Regions from separate parts of the Mus musculus genome. Here all the other regions are linked to region 1. The links are chromatin contacts, found by Hi-C or POLR2A ChIA-PET in ENCODE. All regions are on one chromosome and are shown on one strand. Each heading gives the region's core, a stretch centred on a gene start or an enhancer-like site at or near the end of the contact. The rest is flanking DNA. Distances are from core to core; before and after follow the strand shown. Region 1 holds the start of 1700012D14Rik (RIKEN cDNA 1700012D14 gene). Region 2 has its middle 33 kb from the start of 1700012D14Rik. Region 3 has its middle 27 kb from the start of Gm33098.

Region 1 (2,727 bases), core at 219-2,718:
AACCCAACATAGACTATCAGTTGGTCATGTTTGCAAAATGTACTTCTCTATGCTCTAAGTCCTTACCTATAACTAGGATCTGATCTTAGACTGGTGATGAGTATATGAATTAAAACATTGAAAGAACATGAAACAGCCAGGTGGTGATGGTGCATACCTTTAATTCCAGCACAGGAGGCAGGGGCAGGCAGATCTCTATGAGTTCAAGGCCAGCCTAGTCTAGAGAGCAAGTTCTAGGGCAGCCAAGGCTACACAAAGAAACCCTGTCTCAAATATCAAAACAAAACAAAAAGTACATAAAACAGCCCCTGGCTCCTACAGTGCACTCTATAAACAGTATTATTATCTTTATTTGCTGAGTCCTACATTGCCTGTATTTTTCTCTCAACCAACATATATTATAATCATAACTGTATATAAATATATAATAAATTATAATTTGACACAGCAATTAACAGAAAAAAATCTGTATGTTTCAAGAACAGTAGACTCGTCAGCATATAGAGCCTAAGTTAAATCCTAGTCTTTAATTAAACACGAATATGTTTAATTATTCTTCCCATTGTCTTATTTTTGAGTTTTTTTTCCAATTTACAAAGACACAAACCAGGTATGTGAAGTTCACATTGGGGACATATATAAAAATATATAATAAACAAAATCTTATTCCAAAATTATACTGAAGCTTGATGACTGCCATCAGTCCTGATAACTACTATTAAGGGTTAGGCTTCGCGGGGCATGGTGGCACATGCTTTTTAATCCCTACACACAGGACCTCAAGCCTGGCCATGCCCTTTTGGAAAAGAGGGAGAACGGGGATAGATGGCTTAAACACCCAAATGTTGCCAGCCCACCCAACAGAGATGAGTTGGTAACGCTGAGGTAAACCTCAGAAAAAGAAGAGTTCTAAGGATTTTCCCTTTCGTCCTGCTGGGCCACCTGGGAGGCCAAACATCAGGCGTGCCCTTGGCCTGGCCTAACCCCCCGGCTGGTAAAGGTTTATGCACGCCGAGTAAGGTGAGTTTTTTCTTCCCGCTTCCAAGCACTGAGTGACCGGGCCACCATCAGCCTAGGCTGGCGAGCTCAGGATCCATAGCTGTCTCAGCAGTCCTTGCAGAGCGACAGAGCTGAGGGAAATGCCGACTGGGCCGCCATCTGTCTGTCAGCATCAGCCACGTGGAACTGGAGGAGCCCCGGAATCTGCTCTCTAAACCCGCGCCAGGCCCACGGCGTGCCGGGGAATTCAGAAAACAATGGCTTCGCCCGCCAGCCCGGAGCCCAGAGCCGGCTAGGCGGCTCCCAGGTCACACCGCGCCTCAACCAAACTTGGGCTCTTAGTCCCGCCTCGCTGCTCAGCGCGGATTGGCGGTAGGGATGAGCTCTGTCGCTGATTGGACAGCGGCGAAGTCGCTCCTGCAGACCATCGCGTCTGGCCGCAGTGGAGCTCTAAGAGTCCCTGAATTCAGACTTCAGGCCGCGCCGTCCGAGAGTCGGGGCCCTTTGAGGTGGCTTAGGCGGTATCCCTGAGTTGACAGCATCACCCCGTCCCGCGTCCTCCTCTCCTCTGTTTTGTTTTTCATCTCTCCCTCCTCCCTCCAGTCCCCGACGACTGGCCCTAGACCCTCGCTGAAGGTGAGCTGAGCCACCGGCGAGTGGGCCGCTCCGAAATGGCCGCTGCCTTGAGCTGTCTAAAATGGCGGTCTCGTGCTCGGCTGGGGACCGCGACGCGGCTCTGCAGCCCAGCCGCAGCCGAGACGGTAGGGCGATGGAGATGGAGTGGAAAGGTGTTGGGTGTGTTGACACGACTTCATGTCGATGGCACAGTCGACATTCCTGGGGCGAGAGGAATCCTGTGTCACCCACTGGTAGGCTAGGGCAAGAAGCATGCCTCCGGGGGCGTGGTGCTCTGCGAGCAGTGCACGCCTGGCCCGGAGGGATGGCTGTCACTGGCCGCAGGGCGAAGTGACCGCGTTGAAATACTTCTAGGTCCTAGTGGAGCTGCCCGGCCCCTTCTGCTTCTTAACCTTTGCGATTGGCCTGCGCTCCCGTTCACACCTAGGGCCGCCTGGCAGCAAAAGGCCCCTAAGGGGAGACCCTAGTGTTCCCTGAAAGGAACTGGAAACTTAGGAGGGCAGATGCTTTGTCCCCAAGAGCTGCTGGGATGTACCTCAGAAGAGAAAGGAATACGGGGCCCTTTTAAGAAAACAAAGCTACTTTTTTTTGTGCCCACTTGACAACGAGGTGGGGAAACTTCATTTTATGGTGAACCAGTGGCTCCGAGAAGCTCTCTGTTTTGCTAAATTTAAATCGAGGCTGGAAGGAGAGTCCACTGCTAAGGAATAGGTTTTCTAACTACTGCCTAGTTTAAGATTGCTGCCTTCGCCTGTTACAACACGCTGGCAATCTGTTTGTACACACACACCAACCTCTAGTACCAAATGCTCGTTATGCTTGATGAAGTAGAAAACTCCCAAGTACTGTCGAGGCACGTGGGCTGCACAGTCAGTTTGGGAACTCTGTTCATTCTTCACTGACTAAATGTGTTAACCTAGCAGGTGCCAACTTCCCTGTATCTTTCTCTAAAATGCAGTCGTTGATAATCTCAGGTTCTTGACAATTAGATGAATTAACCTTTATGAGGAATTGGGCACAGATACTAACAGGCCACAGAAAATAAGAGAGTTACTCAGTAAGCATTAATTGTTAGATCGGGGACAGACTGGT
Region 2 (3,099 bases), core at 73-2,572, 33 kb before region 1:
TGGAATTTAAAGAACACACACCAAGAGAGGTAGGGGGAGGGAGGGAGAGAGGAAGAGAGAAATGGAGACAGAAACAGAAAGAGACAGACACAGAGAAAGAGACAGAAAGACAGAGAGGGAGGATAGAGGAGGAGAAGAGAGAGGGAGGGAGGGAGGGAGGGAGGGAGGGAGGGAGGGAGGGAGGGAGAAAAGATATATGATACTGGACACCACAATGTGCTAGCAGTTGGCCATCTGACGTGTTCCAATCTTGTCTAACCCAGGGAAGCCTTAATATAGTCCCTTTGTCCTGTCCGTTACGGGAACAGCCAGCAAAACTGCCTGCAAGAGAAAGCACATGGTCTCAGAGGTGAGCCAGGGACAGCCTCTGAGGTGCCAAGGATTTTTCTGAGCAAACATTGATGGACAGGTCTGTGTGTGCTGGAGAAACCCGTTCCCCTGGCTCCTTGCGGAATTCAGCCCCAGGGGAAGTGAGCTAATGACTGGGGTGGTTCACCTTCAGCCCAGATGCATCATAAAACCAACTTGTAAAGCCTGGTTCTGAATACTTTTGCTCACCCAGATGGAGTTCTGTGGGGCTCTGTGGCTTTCATATTGGAGGGTCCAGGGGCAGTTCTTCCTTTCTCTGGCCTAAAACCAGGGCCGGTGTCCTGAGCCTGTCAGCTAACCCAGGCTGTGGTCAAATCTGCTGACAGCAGCCACGGTCTGCCTGCAGTGTGTGCCCCACATCTGGGACTTGTGATTCACCAGCCAGTCTCTTCCCCCAAACCTAGTTTTTCATTCAGGCCTGAGCACGCAGGACTCACAGAGCCTGGGCTCCAGTGCCTAGACTTGTCTCTCTACCTAAGCACCCAATAGGGTTTATCCTTATCTCTAAACAGCCTTCCCCTCCCCTTGGGCTCAGCCTGATTCACCAGGGGAATTTCTGTCTTGATTTCTCATTCTGAGCCCAAGCTAGGGTGAGAGATTTCTGAATGGTCTTCTGTATACTGTTGGTGTCTGTGAGGACCCTTAAATTCAGGGGAACCTTTACCCCCACTCCCTACCCCGAACCCTTATTTCCACTGCTCTCCTCCCTCAGCTTGCCCAGGAGGACCCCAAGCAGCACCTGTTCTAGCCAATTCCTGGATTCCCTGTTTCTGCTCTCACCTCCTGGGCTCTTAATCCCTTGTCACAGCTGCTTCTGGCCCTTTGGTGACTCTTAAACTTCTCTTTTTAAACGACTGTCTTATCACGTGTTTCTGGCTCGATCTGTTTTGGACACAACAGTTTCCCTGTGGGCTGCGGTGAGGATTCTGTAAGTCAGCCAGCCTCTGGGTAGCTTGTAGATAGCTTCCAGTGTCCCTGAGTGTCTCACCGGGCCTTTTGGTTCTCACAATAGGGTTTTCCCTGGCCCTGCCTCCAAGGTAGCTTTAATCTCTAGAGCCCCTCCCTCACCTGAGGCAGCTACATTTTAGGCTCATCTCTTGACTTGCTGAGACCATTTTTCAAAAAACAAAAACAAAACAAAACAAAATTTGGCAATGCTTTTTATCAACAGGAAAGGAAGGGTCATCCCATATTTATTTCAATTTTTTTGGTTGCTAATATTTATTAGATTATTCACCCATCAACAGGAGTTGGACATTATCAAAATTCGTCTCAATTTCTGCTCATCTCAAAGATTCCTAGCCAAGCATCTATAACTGGTCAAAAAATAAGCCAAGTTATAATAGATTGGAGAATCCTCTCCATAAGCCAGTGTATAATATTAATATACATGGAGTACCCAGGGGACCAGAAGGTGCCTAAAGGTGCCTCTGACATGAACACACACCTGTCATAGTATGTCATAACATAGGCAGGACTCTGCATGCCTCCTTTGACTTAATGCTAAATCATAAACAGTTGCCATGTCACTACATAGAATAGTCTTTGGGGTGTGTGTGTGTGTGTGTGTGTGTGTGTGTGTGTGTGTGCAGATATGTGTGTGTGTGTTCATATTTTATATGCTTGTCTTTGTGTGTGCGAGTATGTGTGTGTCCAGGTGTATGTGGACGTTCATGGACAACCTCAGGTAGGTAACATCCTTGGGAGCTTCTTATCTTGGTTTAGTGTCATTCTTTAGAGACAGAGTCTCTTCTCTTAGGGCTCACCAATCAGGCCAGCAAACTCCAGAGCTCTCCCTGTCCCTACCTCCCACTACTGGATGCATACTACTGTATCTGGCTTTTTTGTGTAGATTCTGGGCATTGAACTTAGGTCCTCATGCCTGTCTGAGCCATCTCCCCAGCACCAGCTCAGTGACTGCAGAGTAGCCCTTTTAGCAGGGCTTCCCAACCTTCCTAATGCTGTGACCCTTTAATACAGTTCCTCATGTTGTGATGACCCCAACCATAAGATTATTTTCATTGCTGCTTCATAACTGTAATTTTGCTGCTGTGATGTATTGTAATGTAAATATCTGATATGTGGGATGTATGATATGTGACCCCTGTGAAAGATTTGAGAACCACTGCTTTTAGTGAAATTGCCATAACTGACCTGACTAGTGGATATTGGTGTTTTTCTACCATCATGTAGGAGTCTCTAGTACGCATCTTAGCACCTGGGACTTATTTAAGAGTATTTCTTAGGCCAGTTCTCAGCAGCAGGTTTAGTCAGCCAAGGAAAGAAACTAAAGCTTTCCAAACCTGTTGTTGCTTCCATTGCTTCATGCTTCCCTGAGATGAGGTTAGAAAAGTCTATCTGGGAAGTCTGAGCAGGAAGAAGAAACAAACATAGACAATTGTGTGAGGCATCCCACGTGGAATCTCTGTTACACCGCCAATCCAGCTTGCCCGGATTTGTTGATGCGCTTACTCTTAAGACTGTTTATGAAGAAATTCACCGCACATTATTTTAGAAACTTTGCTTACACGGTCTCATGGGTCCTCACAGCCACGCCCTGAGAAAGATGCTTTCCACCTCATTTCATAAAGGAGGGTGCAGGAGCTTAAAGAGGTGAAGCCTAGATCCCAGAAAAGCAGGAACACGTGCAAGCCTGTTCTTTCAGCTCTGCCACTAGGTGTTTCGTCCCTCGTCGTCTCTCCTCCTGCACATGTGCACAACGGAGTCTTC
Region 3 (2,965 bases), core at 6-2,505, 61 kb before region 1:
AAAGGCCTGGATAAATTTGGCCACATCTTGTCAACAGAACATTATGAAACTGATTGTATGCTCACACTTTGATCTAACATAGAATAATGAGTTATAGTCTAATCTCTGATAAATAAACCGTTTTTCAGATCATATAACTACGCAAAAACTTTTTTTATGAAAAGGAAGGGCTGGAGAGTTGGTTCAGAAGTTAAGAGCAGGCACTGCTCTTGCAGAGGACCTGAGTTTGGTTTGTAACACCCACATCAAGTGACCCACAGCTAGCTGTTGCTCCAGCTTTAGGGGATCCAATTTCCTCTTCTGGCTGCCACAGATACTTGCATTCATGTGTGCATAACCACATACCTTCACACATACACAGCACAGCACATAATTAAAAAAATAAAACCTATGTGCACATACCTTCACATACACAATCACATAACTAAAAATAAACTCACAACTGGGCAGTAGGGGGGGGGGGACAAAGATGATATTCTCTCTGGAGCCTCCTGAGTGAACACAGCCTTTGACTTCAGCCTCATAAAACATTTCAAAGTTAATAAACGTGTGTTGTTTTATAATGTAGCATTTATGTTCATTGCTGTGATAGTCTTAAGAAACTAGGCGCAAAAGGTAAAACTCAAAGTAACTGCTGTTGCTAAGATGGAACCATTGTCTCTGGCACTCTGATGTCCACAGGGAGCCAGAAGCTCGGCACTTCATAAAGGAGGAAAGCCAGCTCCCTGCCCAGGGCTGCAGGCTACAGCCCTCCATCCTCCTCTTCCCCCTCAGCCTAGGAAAACTGGAGGAGGCTTCAAGGGAGAGTGGGGAAACCTACTTGAATTCAAGAGCTTATTTCTGTAGGAAATCACAGTCCATTCCAGCGAGTTCAGAACTTCTGAAATGAGAGGAAACTGACAATATATATCTAAAGACAATATGAGTTCTTATGCCGTTTTTAAAACTACCTACAATTGTAGAGAGGGCTAAAAGCTTTCTTTTTTTAGGAGAAATGTTAGTCGTGGGCGTGTAGTGTTTCAGCGTTTTAGACTGCGGATGGGGAATACTACAGAGCTTTCTTTATGTATTATGTGTGCTCCCATGCTTCAGGGGATCTGATGCACTGATCCTCAAAAGGCTATTCCAAGCGAGGAGGAGAGCTTGCTGTATATCCAGTACAGACTATACACACAACAGCAGAGCCCTTCTCTGGGAGGCAGAGACTCTGGTTCCAGAGCTCAGCTGTCAGTCAAGTGTGACCTGACTTGAGCCAGTTTCCTCCAGGCTGCTCTAATGAGAGAGCCTGAGTCAGGGATCTCACTGCAAGTAACGGTAGTGACTCTAGCTAAGAATAGCCTGAAATTTGCTGTCACTGGGAGACCAAAGAAAAGCTGGGATACCAAACTTGGGACCCAGGAGAACCCAAGGAAACCAAGCACAGGAATCATGGCAACGTCGATCCCTACGGACCAAATCATTAGGAGCCTGCTGTTTCCCCATGGTCACTCACTATTACAACTCAGCCTTGAAACACATGTTCCAAAGGTTCTGAAAACAACGCTTGGCTGAGCCAGGGTCCTGGTGCACCAAGAGGAGAAGACTTGGGTTCTGGCATGGGACTTTAAACAGAGAGAAGAGGAGTTGGGAACATAGCTCAGCTGGAAAACTGCTGACCTGCACGCAGAAAGCCCTGGGTTCAATCCCCTGCACTGAATAAACTGGTGTGCTGGCACACGGGTAATCCCAGCACTCAGGGAGTGGAGCAGGAGAATCAGAACATCAATATCATCTTTGGCTACATAGGATATTAGAGGCCAGCCTGGGTATGTACAGGAGACCCTGCCTTCATCATCATCATCACCATCACCATCACCATCATCATCAGCATCATCGAGGAAACAATGGCAGATCGTGTGAAGACAGGAATTCCTTTATATTCCAAATTCCCCAAGCCAGGAACATCAGCATCTTCAGAGACACTACAGCTTGGGTCCAGACTGGCAAGAAAATGTAGTGATACATGGGAGAGAGGGAGTTACCTAAGTCAATGAATCTACCTTCTTATGGTGTGTGGGCTTTGTCTACATACAAACCCACCATGTCTCCTTCCCATACCATCACAGTCCTTACTCTTTCCTTGGCTCCCACTCCAGCCTCCTTGCCAACCTTCACCCACAGATCCAGTCCCACTACCCAAGGAAGCTGCAGTCCTGCCGGCCCCCTCCTTCAGAGAGCCATCACTAATGTCCCTTTCACAGTGAACCTTCAACATCAAAACTGTCTCTTGAGACTCTTAGTAACAAACAAGCCACCGCCCCACTCTGGTCTGAGAAAACTTGTCTGTCCCTTTTCCTTTCTCTGGCTAGAGACCACCAGAGCCAGAGCCAGTTCAAGGGTTGAGGGCAGCCTCTGCTCTATAAAGTTCTGCCTTGGAGACTGCAGGGAGTCAGCTGTCTGAAAGATTTAGACTGAGTTGGAGGGACACCATGTGGCCACAACTAGTATGACATTAAGCCTGAGACCTTTCTGTAGTAGTGTAAATACTATGACATTAGGGATACATCAAGAGGAAAAGCTAACATTGACACTTAACTATCTAACACCACCATTTTTATTTCTAATCCTTTCCTTCAATGTTCGCTGACGATTGCAACCACACACATGGAATGTGCCTTCCTTTCCGGTGGCATCTGACCCTCAGCATGTTCCACCCTCAGTCAAGGCTTTCACCACCACTCTCCCCAGAGCTGGTCAGTGCTTGGTAAATTCTAGTGTTCTCAAGTGGCAAGTGGGGCATTGAACCACTGGAGCGGCGTGGTGACTTAGAGCACCATCACCAAGTGGTACAGACAGGTTAAGCCATGGCCGTGCTGCTCATGGACTGTGGGGTCTGAACTTCCCTGAATCCCATTCTCCATTTCTGTCTAGTGGATGGAGGCGGTGAAACTATTTCCAAGGTTGCTAAGAGCTGAAGGAGACAGTG

Evidence for each region. Hi-C counts contacts between places; a loop is a spot of excess contacts on that map. ChIA-PET counts read pairs that join two places held with the same protein, here RNA polymerase II (POLR2A).
Region 2: a loop to region 1 is called in a map of heart, with 6 times the contacts of the local background. The contact joins the enhancer-like site here to the promoter of 1700012D14Rik in region 1. A Hi-C loop is called at or near these places in 11 of 37 maps with a recorded cell type or tissue (gastrocnemius, heart and left cerebral cortex). POLR2A ChIA-PET finds 5 or more read pairs at or near these places in 4 of 5 experiments (Patski and embryonic stem cell).
Region 3: POLR2A ChIA-PET joins it to region 1 with 47 read pairs in Patski. The contact joins the enhancer-like site here to the promoter of 1700012D14Rik in region 1. POLR2A ChIA-PET finds 5 or more read pairs at or near these places in 3 of 5 experiments (Patski and embryonic stem cell).

The regions. Positions count from the first base shown.
Region 1 is chr7:111,121,416-111,124,142 of GRCm38, reverse strand. 1700012D14Rik (RIKEN cDNA 1700012D14 gene) reads left to right here and starts at 1,468. Exons shown (of 3, transcript NR_015573.2): 1 at 1,468-1,760.
Region 2 is chr7:111,154,319-111,157,417 of GRCm38, reverse strand. No RefSeq gene overlaps it. Among named protein-coding and RNA genes, the nearest start is that of 1700012D14Rik, 33 kb to the right of the region's middle. Within about 2 kb of position 1,322, at least 1 of the 3 ENCODE cell types and tissues checked has a DNase peak (open chromatin) inside an H3K27ac peak, as active enhancers do; it is heart, where a contact is called at or near this core.
Region 3 is chr7:111,181,986-111,184,950 of GRCm38, reverse strand. No RefSeq gene overlaps it. Among named protein-coding and RNA genes, the nearest start is that of Gm33098, 27 kb to the left of the region's middle. Within about 2 kb of position 1,255, at least 1 of the 3 ENCODE cell types and tissues checked has a DNase peak (open chromatin) inside an H3K27ac peak, as active enhancers do.